Regions from separate parts of the Homo sapiens genome. Here region 1 is linked to region 2. Evidence: chromatin loops called from intact Hi-C (ENCODE). Cell type or tissue: Calu3. All regions are shown on one strand.

Region 1 (8,000 bases), 52 kb before region 2:
CTTCTAAAAATACGAAAAAAAGAAAAAAAGAAATTAGCTGGGCGTGGCAGCACGCACCTGTAATCCCAGCTACTCAGGAGGCTGAGGCGGGAGAATTGCATGAACCTGGGAGGCAGAGGTTGCAGTGAGCTGAGATGATGCCACTTCACTCTGGCCTGGGGGACAGAGCAAGACTCTGTCTCAAAAAAATAAAAAAAAATTTTTTGTTTTTTAGGTTTTGGGGCAGGGCAGTTGGGTTCATTTAGCTGTCCTAAAGTAAGTTTGGTATATTTTTGTGAAATATTTAGTTTAAAAGTTGTATTGCTGTTTTTGACATTTTAAGTCAGACGAGATTTACTGTTGCTTTATATTACCTGACTGTTATATAACACGTCCTGTGTTTACCTGTGTGGGTCTGAGCGTACCAGATGTGGTGTTATGAAAAGCGTGCTGGACTTGGAACCAGGACGAGCCGATGTGAGGCTGTCCTCTGCCACTTACTAGCTCTGTGACTTTGGGCTCATAATTGAGCCTTATTTTTTTCTCAATTGTAAATGGACTGTGTAGACCTGTCACAGAGGAAGTTTTGTGAAGCTTAAATGAGGTAGAACCTACAAAATAGCTTCAGACAGTGCCTGGGATCCAGCAGCATTTAACGAAAGTTACCCACTGCTACCCCAAATACTGAATATTGCCAGAAAATCTGTAAATGATTACATAATGTTTACACCTTTATAAGTGGTAACTTTGTAGGTAAATATTATTCAAGTTATGAACCTCTGATTTAGGAAACCTCCTTATGCAAATGGTTGGCTTCCCACTACAGAAACATCAGTAATAAGATAGTGGTTTAGACTCCCAAATCTGCGACCAGTCTGTATGTTTGAATCCTGGCTTATGATCAGTCATAGCTGAGTGATCGTGGGCAAGTTATTCAACCGCTTTGTGCCTCAGTTTCCTCATCTGTAAAAGGATAATAGGATAATAATGGCTCCTACCTTATGGGATTGTGAAAATTAAATGAGAATGTGTGTTTATGTATGTGTGTGTTTGTCTGTATTTGTACCAATACCCTATTGGAGTTTACCACTATTATTTACTGTTCCTCTTCTCTTTTCCTCCCTGTGTAAACAGCCCCATAAGTTATCTGGAAGTTCCCTAGTATCTCTTTCTTATCTTCTGTTACTGGAAGACTCCTTTTTCTTCTGTCTTTGGTCCCGTGTTAGTTGCTTCATTTTAATTGAGGCTATCTTGTTCTAGTGTGCAATACATTCTCATTGATCCCTTCCCTATACATTTCTTGCCTAGACACTTTGAAAAAGTGTTTTTGTTTTGGGTGGAAACTGAACATTTTCTAATAATGACTCATAAACCCAGCCAGGTGTTAAGGATACTCCTATATCAAGGAAAATGAAAGCTATACAGTCTCAAGCAAATGAAAAAACTATATAAAATGCCTAATTGTTTATTGAATGTTTATGCCAGAAATTCAGATCAATAAACTGAGCCTTAGAATGGTTGATGTTTAAAGGTACCCGGCTTTTAAGTGGAGGAACCTAGATTTGATCAAAGCCAGACCAACCTGGCCCTTGGTTTCACAATCCCTAAGCTCACTTGCCTTAATAAGGCCTCTAGGCACCACCTCAAGACTCCATCTGCACCCCTTATGAACCTACACTCTGCTTTCCCTCACACTCCTGCTTTTGAGATGGCAAAATCACTTATGGTTCTTTTTGGCTGCAGTAATGTTTCCTGCTATTTTGGCAGGGCAAATGTATAGCGTTTCAGATACTTTATGTGTTAAATTGGCCTTTTGTGTGTTGGCTTGGAAACTTAACCACATTTACTGCAGTGTGTCTGGGGGAAATGTGCGCCAAGTTTCAAACAACCAACTGGGAATGAATTCTTTAAAAGGCAGAACTTGTGCCTGGCGCGGTGGCTCACGCCTGTAATCCCAGCACTTTGGGAGGCCGAGGCGGGCGGATCACGAGGTCAGGATTCGAGACCATCCTAGCTAACACGGTGAAACCCTGTCTCTACTAAAAATACAAAAAATTAGCTGGGCGTGGTGGCGGGCGCCTGTAGTCCCAGCTACTCGGGAGGCTGAGGCAGGAGAATGGCGTGAACCCGGGAGGTGGAGCTTGCAGTGAGCAGAGATCGAGCCACTGCACTCCAGCCTGGGCGACAGAGCGAGACTCCGTCTCAAAAAAAAAAAAAAAAAAAAAAAAAAAGGCAGAACTTGTTTATAGCTAAGGGCTGCTGGTGTATTTATTTGAGTGTGTTACCTGCATTGGTATGCTTTAAGGGCTTCTGTGTCATGCCTGAAGCGACATATTCTGGAATGTATACATTATTGCACTTCCTTGGTTAATTGTCCTCACTGTTGCTGACCTTTGTACACTGAACCACTGCCATTGTGTTTGGCACGTAGTAGGAACCCTGTGAAGAGACTTATTTAGTCCTCTTTAAAGATCAATGGTTCTTTATACTTTTCTGTATGCTTGATATATTTCAATTTAAAAAAATCAGTGGAGTAAGGAAGGATCAGGCAACATTGAAAGAGGAATATTGCCACACAGTTGCCAATCTGATGAAAATACTGCTTATGCTAGGTCGAATTGAGACTCTGAAAGGTATTTGGGAGCCAGACACTTATGAGAATACATATTGCTTTGAATATTGGAAGAAAGCAAAGCAGTCAAACGAATTTCTTCTTGGCTTGGAGTTTTGTTTACTTTTCTCAGGTTAGAATTGATAGTTCTAATGGTTTTAAGAAGTCATGGAGAACAGGCCCACCATGAACCTGAATATTTGGTTCTGAGTTTATAGCCATTGTCTAGTAAATACTGTTTAAGGGTTATTAGCACACAATGATCATAAAATCTTGTAATACTTTTAAGAGGTGTAAGAAATTGAAGTCACCTGAGAATACCTCCTTCTGATTTTACAGTGGAGAAATAAAGGAATCAGAGTGTTTAAGTGACTTGCCTAAGACCTGTCTGGGCCACCACTTTAGGGATTGTTTTTTAATCCATCATCATGCTGGATTTGTTACTGAGCGATAAAATGGTACAGAAGGTAGTCACATAGAGAATTTAGGAAATAAAATACTCATTTGTTCAAATACTTCTCAGGAGGTTGAGATATATCTATGGGTAGAAGATTTAGAGGTTATTTAAGAGAAATTAGGATTGTCTAGGGTCCACCCCTTACCGTGGGGATTCTGAAGGGCAGTGTCTTATGAGAGAAGAGAGATCAAGTTACTTGGTGAGTGAGATGTTCTAGGTGCTCAGTCCAAGGGCTGGCCGGATGGCTAGCACTGAACTTGTGTGGATGTTTGTTCAAACTAATCAGCCTACGATTGGTTTGTTCCTAAGAATGATAAAACTTTGTTCTAGTTTTTTAAATTGTAATAATAATTCTGTAAGCATTTAAGAAGAATGCTTTCTTTAATGTTGACTTTTTTTTTTTTTTGAGACAGAGTCTTGCTCTGTCTCCCGGGCTGGAGTGCAGTGGCATGATCTCGGCTCACTGCAACCTCTGCCTCCGGGTTGAAGTGATTCTGCTGCCTCAGCCTCCAGAGTAGCTGGGACTACAGGCGCCCGCCACCACGCCAGGCTAATTTTTGTATCTTTAGTAGAGACGGGGTTTCACCATGTTGGCCAGGATGGTCTCGATCTCCTGACCTTGTGATCCGCCCGCCTTGGCCCGCCAAAGTGCTGGGATTGCAGGTGTAAGCCACTGCGCCCGGCCTAATGTTGACATTTTTTACTCCTACACGAAGCTGTTATGTTTTTACTTATTCTTTTCTAGTCTTTATCGATAATGTATAAATATGTACTGTATTATGTAATTTTAATTGCTGGATACATATACCTGTCTTCTTAAACTTTTTTATTCTATTTTAATAGAGTCTTTGTAATAATCATTTTTGAATGTAGTATTTAGTTGTGTTAATTTATTTTATTTTTCTTAAGTAATCTATGATAGAATAAGCTATTTCTGTTTTTACAGAATATTGTAGGGAACCTTTAAAAACACACAATTAGCATTTTTCTGCTGCTAATTGCTTTATTAGGATGAATGCATAGATTTACTGTGTCAAAGGTTATAACCAATTTTATGACCTTTAGTATGTAATTCTGGAAAATTAAACAGAAACTTAAGTCACAAATGGCCTTAAACATTGGCAGGAAGCTGCTGATTTCCTGACTGTTGTACAGGCAACCCACTGGCAAGTAACATGTCAAATACGGACCATTATAATTCCTTATCATAAAGGCAGATACAGTTTTCTTCAAAGGACATGAAAATAATTTATTTGCTTTTGATGCCTTTTCTCACTGGGAAATGATATTCTGTAAGTGCACAATGTGCACTTGAATGTGAAGTTGTAGTGAGGATTTTTATTTTTATTTTTGTACAACTGGGTTATAATAAAGGAAACAAACTTTATGTCACTTCTAGGCTGATGAAATACCCTAGTAAATGCAGTACATTTTTGCATGACTAATAGGAGTAGGGGCGGGGCTTTGACTTTTACATCAGTCAGGTTAAAATCACCTGTTTGCTGGTTTCCCTAAGACAGTGATGTATTGCCCTTTGCTTAACTTTTTGTTAGTTGGGAAATGTATTCTACTTTGATGACTGGTGTTTTTCTGCTTAGTGGGGATATTTTCTGTGAAGCCAGGATAAACAATTCTATAATGCAAATCTGAACACATCACTGCCTTGCTTAAAATCTTTCACTAGCTGCCCTTTGCTGTTAGGATTAAGTCTATCCAAACTCCTTAGCATGGTATGAAGAGCCTCTCATGGTCACAGCCTTCCTTTCCTTCCATTCCCTTTCTTGCAGTCAGCACTCCAGCCCTTCTGACCGTTTTTGTTTCTTAAATATATTGTGATCTCTCTTACTTCTAGGACAGTAAGTTCTGTAGATTCCTTGGTGAATATACAGCCTTAGAGACTGCAAGAATTCTGAGCAGTATTTCTAAGGGTTAGATTTCCCTCCAAGTACCATTAACATTCTGGGCTGCCACATTTCAAGATTTACTCTGGAGATGTGAGGTGGAAGCCATGTTAAATGGCTGGAAGATAGTCCTGTGGGAGAGATAAGCTTTATCATTTTATTTTTACCAGGTGTGTTGCAGTGAGTGTTGAAAAGCCTTCCACAAAAAATAGAGTCTTCTTTTTTCCCCTGTTATGATTAAATTACTGGCTGCTAATCTTTCATGATGAAGAGAGAAGCCCAAAAGCAATTTCAGAACATGGATCTCATGCTGATTAGTGGTTATAATGATTTCACATGGATAGTATTCCTTGTGTTTGAAAGTTATTTTATTGGTGAGATCTGCGAAATCAACAAGGCTAGTTTATCTTTGCAAAAACTTGTGACAAGCTTATAGCTACACTCCTTGGGGAACACAGTTCACATTTAAGATTTTGCCTCAGGCACCTCTGTTCAGCTTTATGCTGTGTCTTTCAGATTCTAGATATGAAACTGGTTTGACATTAATACCTAGCATGATAGCTTTTTAGATACACTCTTTGCTTGCATTAAGTCAGACAAAATCTGCAGAGCCTAGCACTATGCTCAGTATATGAGCTGCTTTGTCTGTGTATCTTGGTTCATACGAGAGTCAGTATACCTAGGCAGTCAGTAAACAGTCATTGATTAGATTTGGATTTAATAAATTTAAGCCTGGCCAATAATTAGTGGGAACCAAACCAAGGCAACCTATAGTAAATGGAGCATTGCATCGAAGATCTCAGTTCTTCAAATAAGGCACAGATAAAGGATCTCTATGTATTACCCTCCTGTTCTTGGATTTAATTGTTCAAATGTTTCACCCAAAACCTCAATTTCAGGCTAATATTTAGGCATTCTCTTCTATGTTATACCTCAGGTAATTTGGAAACATTTGTATTTCTAAATCTATTTCTGTATAAACTTTCTATGAATTGTATATCTCTCCCTCTCTATATTATATAGTATAGATTTAAATTGAAAAATTCATTGTTCCCTTCAGAGGTATAAGAGTATTCTGGCCCAGCTGGAAATGTTATGTTAAATTTGAAATTCTACTACCTAAATTTTGGACTTGTGTACTACTGTTTTAGTAGAGCTATATGATACTGCAGATAAAGTTCCAAAACAATCTGTGGTGAAAAAATTCTTGTTCAGGGACCTGTTGTTCAGTGAAACTGCTTTTCTGTTGGGTACCTGTATTCTTTTTTGGTTAAGTTAAAAAAAAAAAAGGATTTATTGGCCTATGTCTTAAGGGGGTTGGGGGAGGACCCATGGTTCATGGACTCCAAGGATATAAAGGCATTCCCCTTCTCAGTAAGAATCCTGCTATTCTGCTTCCTGTTCATTGGTCTTATGTTCTGCCACAATGAGGTTTTATCCACATGATTTGAATAGAGAACAGTTGGCTGCTCCAAGATGATGTCTGTTTATCAAATCTCCCTGAAAGACTTGTGTTTGTGTCACCCTTGGTCTGGAAGGTGGACAGTGCAGGCATGGATGGGGGTCAGGTGGGACACTGTGATCTGTAGTGTTAACAGAATCACCTGGTATGAGAAGTTTCTAGAGAGATAAAAACAGATGTCAGCTGTAATATATTGAACTGGCAGTTAAAAAATTTTTTTTAAGTTGTGGAAAATAAACAACATAAAATTTACCATGTGAGCCATTTTTAAGCTTACAGTTCAGTAGTGTTAAGTACATTCACGTTGTTTTACATCTAATCTCCAGAACTCTTTTCATCTTGCAAAACTGAAACTCTGTACCCAGTAGATAATAACTACCCATTGCTTTTTCCTGCTAGCTCCTGCCAACTACCATTCTACTTTTTCTATCTATGGATTTGACTACTCTGGCTACTTCTTATAAGTGGAATTGTCCATAATGTCCTTTTTCACTAGCATGTTTCACTTAGCATAATGTCCTCAAGGTTTATCCATGTTTTTGCATATGATGGAATTTCCTTCCTTTTAAAGGCTGAATAATATTCCATTGTATGTATATACAACATTTTGTTTATCCATCTATGTTGTTGGATGCTTGGGTGGCTTCTACCTTTTGACTGTTGTGAATGATATTTCTATGAACATGGGTTTGCAAATATCTCGTTGAGACCCTGCTTTCAGTTGTTTTGTGAACTGCCACTTTTTTGGATAACTCTCATTTGAAACTATGTTCATCTTTTTTTCCTTAAAAACTGCCCGTAATTAACTCTTTTTGGTGCCCAGTAAGTGGAAAATTCAGAACAGCAAAATGTTTGCTTTATTCAACAAACACCTTCTCAAAATCTAGAAAACAAAGAACATTAGAGAACACTGTGGAAGTAAGTATGATTGTGGGTAGCTGGCTGACGTAGAAGATTTTAATTTTTACTATGATGCATAAATATGTACCTTTGCAAGTTTTAGCAGACAAGAGCATGAGGTCCGATCATAGACCTATGACTTTGGGGAAGTTACCTAAAGCCTTGCCAGCCACCATTTACTTATTTGCAGAGAGGGGGTTGGTTATACCTGCTAGGGTTAATTAGACTATTAAATGAGATAACATGTGCAGAACACATAGCCAGTGGTAGGTGGTCAGTAAGTGGTTTCCTCTCTCCTGTATTCTTCCAGGGGAATAGAAGACGACCACTGTGTGAGGATCTCTGTATTGTTCAGCTCTGATGCTCCTCCTACTGTGGGTGGTAGATCTCCCTCTTAACAAGGCTTTCTTGGCAAGCATTTTTAAACTTTACATTTTCTTATTTTTTTATTATTGTTATTGATATTTTGTTTGGCATAGGTACTGTATTGACATGGTTCAGAAAGCAAACCAGGGCCGGGTGCCGTGGCTCATGCCTGTAATCCCAGCACACTGGAAGGCCGAGGTGGGTGGATCACTTGAGGTCAGGAGTTAAAGACCAGCTGGCCAACATGGTGAAACCTTATCCCTACTAAAAATACAAAAATTAGCTGGGCGTGGTGGCAGGCGCCTGTACTCAGGAGTATCCCAG
Region 2 (8,000 bases):
CTAAAATAATATTTAAAAAAACGTAAATGCCCTATACAATAGAGTATTATTTGGTCACAAAAAGAATGAAGCACTGGTGCATGCTACAGCATGGATCCCCTGAGGACATTGTGTAGGTGAAAGAAGCCAGACACACACATTATATGATTCAATTTCTATGAAATGTCTAGACTAGGCTAATAGACCAGTGGTTGCTAGGGGATGCGATAGGGGAGAATGGAGAGTGACATGGGGTTTCTTTTTGGGGTGGTGAAATGTTCTGGAAGTAGATAGTGATGATGGTTGCACTCTTTTGAGATTACACTAAGAACCACTGAATTGTGCACCTAAAAAATAAGTTAAAAATTTAAATGTCATTATAGGGCATTATAATTATAAGTAAGAGAATACTTTTAAAACTGTGTCTAAGTTTTGGTTCACAGTTTGTCAATGATTCTTCTGTAACAGAAACCAACATCTGGTTGGTTTTTTGAGTTTTTTCACCTGCTGGCTGACCTTACTTGACATACTGTATTAGACTTTCTTTATCTTTCCAGGCCTACGCAACTCTCAGCACACTGGGAAATCTCAGGGCATGGTGTTCCATTAGAAAGAAGAGTAAGCATGTGGGCTTCTTCGTGGGTACCATGATGGGAGAGAATAGAAAATAAGAAGTTAAATAATTCCTCGCAATTCTGTTAGGCATATAAACTACACATTTAATATTATAAAACAGTTTTATAAATGCACTTGGTCTATGGTGTCTGCATGGATTAGGTGAGTACTTCTGGAAGGAGGTGGGGATAGTCAGAGAAGGCATGCTGGGGAAGGAAATGTTTAAACATTTGCTTCTTACACAGACATTTATTGAATATCTGGCATGCCTTAGGCATTGTTATTTGGTGTTGTATGTACCCAGATAACAGCTGCAGTCCCTGCCCTCAGGGTGCTCAAAGACAGCGAAGACAGATGATTCTACAGACAGTTAGGGAGCAGGATGTAAGTGCTACTCCAAAGGTAAGCACAGGACTCTCTGAACGCCTCACTTGGGAAATGGGAGAAGTCAGGGAAACCTTGATGGAGATGATTCCTGAGCTAGGAACTGAAGGATGAGTGGGGACAGCAAAGGCTTGGAGGACAAAGTCATGCTGGATTACAGGAACTGCAGGTAACTCAGTACGTTTGGAGTTCAGGGCACAAATGGGGATGAGCCATGAGAAGTTGATTACAAGTAGCCTTGTAAGCCATGTCACCTAAGAGAGTAAGAAATAAAAGAGTTTTAGAGCATGATACTTCCAGATTAGCAGTCTAGAAATAAGACTGGCTGCATTGTAGAGACTTGGAATAGAAGCGGACGAGAATGAAGGCAGAAACTTTCAGGAGATTGTTGCAGTAATTTGGGAGATAAGTGGGTAGAGACAACAGAGTTAGAACAGAGACAACAGAGTTAGAACGATTAGGGCTTGCTCCCCAAGTGGATATGGTCGCAGTTCCTAGGACTCCAAGATCTCTGTCCACTTCGCTGTCTCACTTCATGTCAGTCTGACCCCAGCCTGCCTTCTAAGTCTTGTTTTCTTCTCTTCATGAAATGCTTAAGTCTTGTGCTTACTGTCCCCAGAACTCGCTTGGTGATTTAATGTCTGTTACCTTTGATTACACCTTTATCTTCACCTAGAATGGAGCTCATCTGTTCCCTTTACCTTCTTAGATCTCTGACTTATGAATCCTTTGGAATAATTCCATGCTAGAATGATCTCTTTGTCCTCTGAAGTCATAGCACTTAATATCTCTATCAGTCAATGACAAATAATTATGTTTTGCCTTGTCACATCTCTTAATTGCTTTGAATTGCTAGTCAATCTTGAGCCATTGCAGCAGGTAGAGAGGTGAATTGGCTCTCCTGAATTCCTACTCCCAGCCCTAATTTCCTGTATAACCCAGGGGGAATGACTTTTCTCCCCTCATTAGTGTAGTAACACATATTTGATGCAGAACACTTAGAAAATCTCTAAAAGTGTGCAAAATGAAGTAACTACTATCACAAACACCTTGGAATACTCACAGGTAATTATTCTTGTAATGTCCTCCCCATCCATTTTGTCACCGTTTCTTTAGGATTACATGTGTGCGTCTATGCATCATAGCTAGGATCATCCTATACATGCTGTTTTTCAATTTGATTTTTTCATTACCATATTGTAAGATTCTTGTGTCAAAACATAGGAGAATCTTCAAGTCCAAATTGAAAGTGGAGCTAAATTGTTCTCAGGGAGAGTTGTACAGATGAGTATCCCCTATCTGAAATGCTTGAGACCAGACAATTTTCAGATTTCAGATTTTTGGGATTTTATAATATTAGCACTATGCTTACCCATTGAGCATCCCAAATCTGAAAATTCAAAATCCTCCAATGAGCATTTCCTTCAAGAAATGTGGTAGTCAAAAAGTCATATTTTGGAGCATTTCAGACTTCAGATTTTTTGATTTGGGTTGCTCAGCCTTACCAAAAACTGAATAGTGACTATCTCTGGGAGGAGGGAGGGGAACTTTGGCTTTTCAGTGATATCTTTCTATAATGTTGAATGTGTGCATTTATGATGAGTCTAAATGATTTTTAGAGTTGTCACCCATAGTTTATAGGTGACAGTAATTTATACTTCTACCTAATCCAGGCTTATATTTACATTTAAAAAGAAGTATAACACCAACTTTACTGACTAGATAGATAAACAATTTTAATTTACTGAAATTTCACCTTTTCACCATGATTATAGGTCCTTTTTCCATTAGTTGTTTCCATTTCCTTTGCTGTCTAATGACTTAGATTTGAGTCCTAGGTAATAAATACATGTGATCTTTCACAAGTCACTTAGTGTTTCTAAGCTTTAGTTTGCTTATGAGTAGAATAAGAGGAATGATACTTCAAATTATTGTGAGGATTGAGATCAAGTATTGAAAGTGCTTTGTAAATTGTAAAAAGTATATAATTATTGATTTTTTATTGATTTTTATATTAGTCAATGGTCATGAGCAGTTAAGCCAACTTTGCTTTTTTAAAAATTCATTTGGAGAAAGACTAAAAAGGCAGAGGTGCCTTCATTAATATTTATTTTGGTGCAATGTGGGATCCATGAGATTTGGGTTTGTGCCACATTTCTGCTGCTAATTATTAGCTATATATACAGCTGAAATGCACTGAACAAGCACAGTTTTGGCCAGGCCCAGAAATGTTCAGGGAGCACCTGGCTGGACATACATCAGAGAGCTTGGTGACCTGATAAAGCATTCATGCAAGCTCCTGGAGACTGTTTAACTGGATGACAGTAGAAGGAAACTATTTATGCAAATTTTGCTAACTGAAGTTCTCCCACACCCTTGAGTCCACATTTCACAGGCTTGTGAGATGGAAATGGGTCAAAATCAGGTTCTAATAATCTCTTTGTCATCTGCAGTCATGCCTGAGAAGGTCTGATATGGTCTTCTGAATCATCAAGGGAAGGTAGAATTTCATCCAACATGACTTTTGTGCATTTGCTGTATTCAGCTCCCTGGAAACATAGGTGCCTTAATTTTATCAGTTATCCAGAACACTGAATTCTGGATAATAGAGGAACAGGGCTGTGTAAACAACTCTGCTGAGTAATAGATGGCCTCCTGGCCTCTGGTTTCTGACTCTGTATTCCCTTTTATCCAAGGACAAGATGTTACAAAAATAATTCAGAGTGACTCCCAAGGGCAGCCCCGTGAACTTGCTGGTCCCTCCGACTGTGCTAGCAGAGGAGGATGAGTCACCAGCAGCAGAATGTTGACTCTCCCAGTGCTATTAGTGGATGTCCCAGCCAGACGCGACAACCAGGAAGACAAGCTTTGGGAAAGTTCTTTCTGACTCATTAACATCATGATTTACACAAGAAAACCTCTAGCTTCTCATTTTATTTTATTTTTTAAAGAAGTTTCCTTTTTGTATGTGTGTATAGCGAGGTGGGGCAAAGGTATGGATCCCTCAAATGAATATTCAAATTAGCTCTTACCCATAGCAGTATTTGAACTGTTTGCTCAGTTAAATTTTATTGTCCTTTCTCAATGTACAGTGCCTATATATCCATCAAAGAGTAGCAGATTCATTAAGAATCTTTAAAAAGAAGGACATTATTTTTACACAGTTGAATTTCAGGTGTCCTATGCCCATGCCTTTCCCATCATTTCCTATGTGTGAGAACCCCCACCCCACGTAGCACACCTTCACATACTGGGGACTTTCCACTTGAGGAATTCACATGAATCTGGGGATCTGCATTCTCCTTGGGTAGTATCCCCTCAGAAGAAAATCCAGACTCCTTAGGGGGCATTTGTAGCCTGGGCCCAGTTTTCCTCCTTACCTCATCTTTTTTGGTTCTACACAAACCTGTTTAGTCTTCAGTCAAGTGCCTTACCCTCCGGCTTTCCTCCTCCTCCTCCTCCTCCTCCTCCTCCTCCTCCTCCTCCTCCTCCTCCTCCTCCTCCTCCCTCCCCCTCCCCCTCCCCCTCCCCCCTCCTCCTCCCCCCCTCCCCCTCCCCCCCTCCTCCTCCCTCGTCCTCCTGCTCCTCTTCTTTTTTTTTCTCTTTTTCTTTTGGGATGCAGTCTTGCTCTGTTGCCCAGGCTGGAGTGCAGTGGCACAGCTCACTGCAACCTCCACCTTCTGGTTTAAGCGATTCTCCTGCCTCAGCCTCCCAAGTAGCTGGGACTACAGGTGCTCACCACCACACCTGGCTAATTTTTGTATTTTTAGTAGGGACAGGGTTTCACCATGTTGGCCAGGCTGGTCTCAAAGTCCTGACCTCAAGTGATCCACCCGCCTCGGCCTTCCAAAGGGCTGAGATTGCAGGCGTGAGCCATCGTGCCCAACCCCACTTTCCTTCTTTTGCTATTTCTTCATGTTTCCCTTATTTGGAATGTTGTCCTCACTCAGCTCCTGTTTTCATCCTGTTTGTATCCCACCTTCTTCGTAGTGATAGTAGTAGTATTGCATGCCTGCTGTGAGCCAGTTTTCCTACTGTGTTTATGTATATATTTTTCCAAGAGTTTAAAATAAGCCTGTAAAATAATTATGATTATCCTTATTTGCAAATGAGAAAACAGTCATAGAAAGTTAAAAATTATTCAAAGCCAGCTACTAAGTGGCAGGGCTGAGGTTTTCCTGAGCCTGAACATTCAACCCCACCATGCTGGTTTTCCCTGCCGTCCTCTGGATCCGATCAAACTCACTACACCAGCCCCACTCTTAGACCTTCTCCAGACGTGCTCTTTTCGCTTGGTCGGGTGTGTCCTGTGTTTGGCAATCAGTCATGTATTATTACCTTGCTATGTGCTTGGGTTGCTAATTCTTCTTTGGCGATATATCTTTTGTTGTTTTCTTTTCTTCTTACTGAGCTGTGCATCGCAGGCTTTACACAATGCGTTTTTGTTGATTTTACTTAATTAATGATGTCCTGGAACAAGTGAGTTATTTCTCCTAGTTATATTTAGCCCAATTAGTTATTTACATCCTACCATAATATTTGCCTCCACTAATTGCTAAGTAGTCTTGCAAATTATCCTTCAGTCTTCTTTTTCTATGCTTTTATTCCTGGGAAGGAAAGACAAAAGAAGCTCCGTGGCTGGAGTCTGTAGTGTATCCCATCCCCTGCAAAGAAACCAACAGAAAAATTAAGTGGAATGACCAGGCATTGCCACTAAATAGTTTGATACTTTGAAATGGATGCCAGTTTGGCTAAATTCAAGTGTTGTCTGTTAGACAAGGGCTATTCGTAAAAGAATTGTGAATGTAAGCATGCTCTGGACTGTGCTTCAAGGATGCAAAAAAGTGTCATTGAGACTGCCTTCCTATGTGCAGAGTGGGAAAAGGAGCATTTATCTTGAGAAAGAATAACTGCATCTGATCACCGTTTTCAATTCATTGATAGGGAAATACAATTAAAGATTCCTAACCTATTTCAGGATACCCATCTACCATCTAAATCTCCAAGACTTGGATAGCTTCCCCGTTCCCGAGTAGTTCCCCATTGACAGGCATGCACTGAACTCTTCATTTACGATAACCGTTGTTTCCATGAAATACACTGAAAATTTTGCACAGTTGCAAGGTACACAGAATGGATTTTGAATTCTTTTGGTTGTACGAAGCATCCCTAGATGTGATCATGAAGTTAGACACCTGGGACTGTGAGAAAATAAGTCATGTGTAAGAAGAGTGGTTTGGCAGAATTTTAAAAATAGACCTTCCATGCTTTGTGGGTATAGTTTCTACATATTCTAGATCTTTGTGGTACCATTATATGGCTGTAGGAGGTAACCAACTGAAGAGCTTTCTGGGAGGAGAAGCTTATTGTGAAATGAAGACTGTGCATATGCGTTGTATGGGTCTCAGTCCAGCTGTTTGTATTGAAACATCATAGGCTATACATTGTGAGAAAAGAGAAGTAATCTTGTGGTAACCAAAGAAGTTTGAGGTGAAATATGTCTCACTGTTTCATATTCAGCTGGGGAATGTCTCACTGTTTTATATTCACTTTCTTATATTTGCTGAAATAAAAACAAAAATAAGGTAAATTTGATTAGTAGTAACCTTGTTGGGTCCTTTAAAACAGTGTTTTTCAAACTGTAGTCTGTTAATCTTTACTGGGCTGTGAAATCTGTTTTGTGGGTCTTGTTTAGCATTTAAAAATGTATTAAATATAAGAAAATGTAGAATAGAAGGTAGAGGGAATGGCACATAGTAAGGATCAATATCTTTTTGTGAAACTTGTATGTCATATACACACATGTGTACTACAAAATATATTTTTTACGGTGGATCATGGTCAAAAAAGACTGCAAAGCTGTTTTAAGCATGGCTGTCAGCATAGGTTCCTAGGATATCAGACAATGATGTGTAACCCTAGCTGGATTCTTGGCTGAATGCTAGGGGAAACTGGGGCAGACTGGGGAGGAGTGAGAGGTGGCACAGTGGCTCCAGAGGCGCTGTGGTGACCTGCCGATCCTGCTCTGCCCTGATGCTGCTGCCGCCTTGGTGAAGACTAAGTGCATTACTCATTATATGGATAGGGTTCGCTGAGAGCTCTGCCAGCAGTTTAAGATTGGAGTCTTTGTTGGCAGGGCAGTTTCAAAGCTGAACATAAAAACTGGTTACAGTTTTTTGGTTGAGGGGGCCAAGTGTAGGGGGGCCATGTAGAGAAAGATTTTTCTTGAGATTTCCTGGTTTTTTTTTGTTTGTTTTTTGAGACGTAGTCTTGCTCTGACACCTAGGCTAGAGTGCAGCAGCATGATCTTTGCTCTCTGCACCCTCTGCCTCCCGGGTTCAAGCGATTCTCCTGCCTCAGCCTCCTGAGTAGCTGGGATTACAGGCACCCACCACCACGCCCGGCTAACCTTTTTTGTTTTTTGTTTTTTGTTTTTTTTAGTAGAGACGGGGTTTCACCATATTGGCCAGGCTGGTTTCGAACTCCTGACCTCAAGTGATCCGCCCACCTTGGCGTCCCAAAGTGCTGGGATTACAGGCGTGAGCCATTGTGCCCCGCCTCGTTTTGTTTTGTTTTCTCTCCTAACTTACATTTTGAGGCAATAGCTGAGTACCTTTGGTGCATAGACTGAAATGGACATTTGCCATTTGGGGGGTTGTCTAGCATTGGAACCCCCTTTGTTTCTAGAGTGGTCTCCCATTGTTGCTGTGGAAGCTGAAGGAGGTGCAGACACATAACTGAGGGCAAACTAGGTTCAACCTCTTCGATTCCTCCTCGTCAGGACTTTGAATCTGGAGGGAGTGGTGCAAACATACAGAGGTGGCTTGAGATCATTCATGGAAGCAGCAGAGTTGGGAGTCCAGTCCTGGTGATGGCTGGTGACCGGTGGAGGCTGTGCGAGCAGTGGTGTCCTTATCAGGCTGTTCCTCTGTCCTTCTGTCTTTCCCTTAAACTCATTTTACCCTTAGGTAAGCAGAGCTGGTTTCTGTTGATTGTACCCAAGAACACTGAGTGGATATAGG

The links. Peaks named below come from ENCODE experiments on the same cell type or tissue, not always from the same donor. Only the 100,000 strongest peaks of a DNase experiment are listed, where the experiment ranks them.
Region 1: a loop joins it to region 2, with 2.5 times the contacts of the local background. A loop is called at or near these places in 18 of 110 quality-filtered maps.

The regions. Positions count from the first base shown.
Region 1 is chr1:64,945,860-64,953,859 of GRCh38, reverse strand. The region is part of intron 1 of JAK1 (Janus kinase 1); the gene reads left to right. Among named protein-coding and RNA genes, the nearest start is that of JAK1, 17 kb to the left of the region's middle. In Calu3, no CTCF peak of the experiment used is centred here; a DNase peak (open chromatin) is centred at 4,519.
Region 2 is chr1:64,894,014-64,902,013 of GRCh38, reverse strand. All of the region lies in intron 1 of JAK1 (Janus kinase 1), which reads left to right. Among named protein-coding and RNA genes, the nearest start is that of JAK1, 69 kb to the left of the region's middle. RefSeq lists an enhancer at 6,249-6,318. In Calu3, no CTCF peak of the experiment used is centred here; DNase peaks (open chromatin) are centred at 3,243, 3,773, 5,246 and 7,003.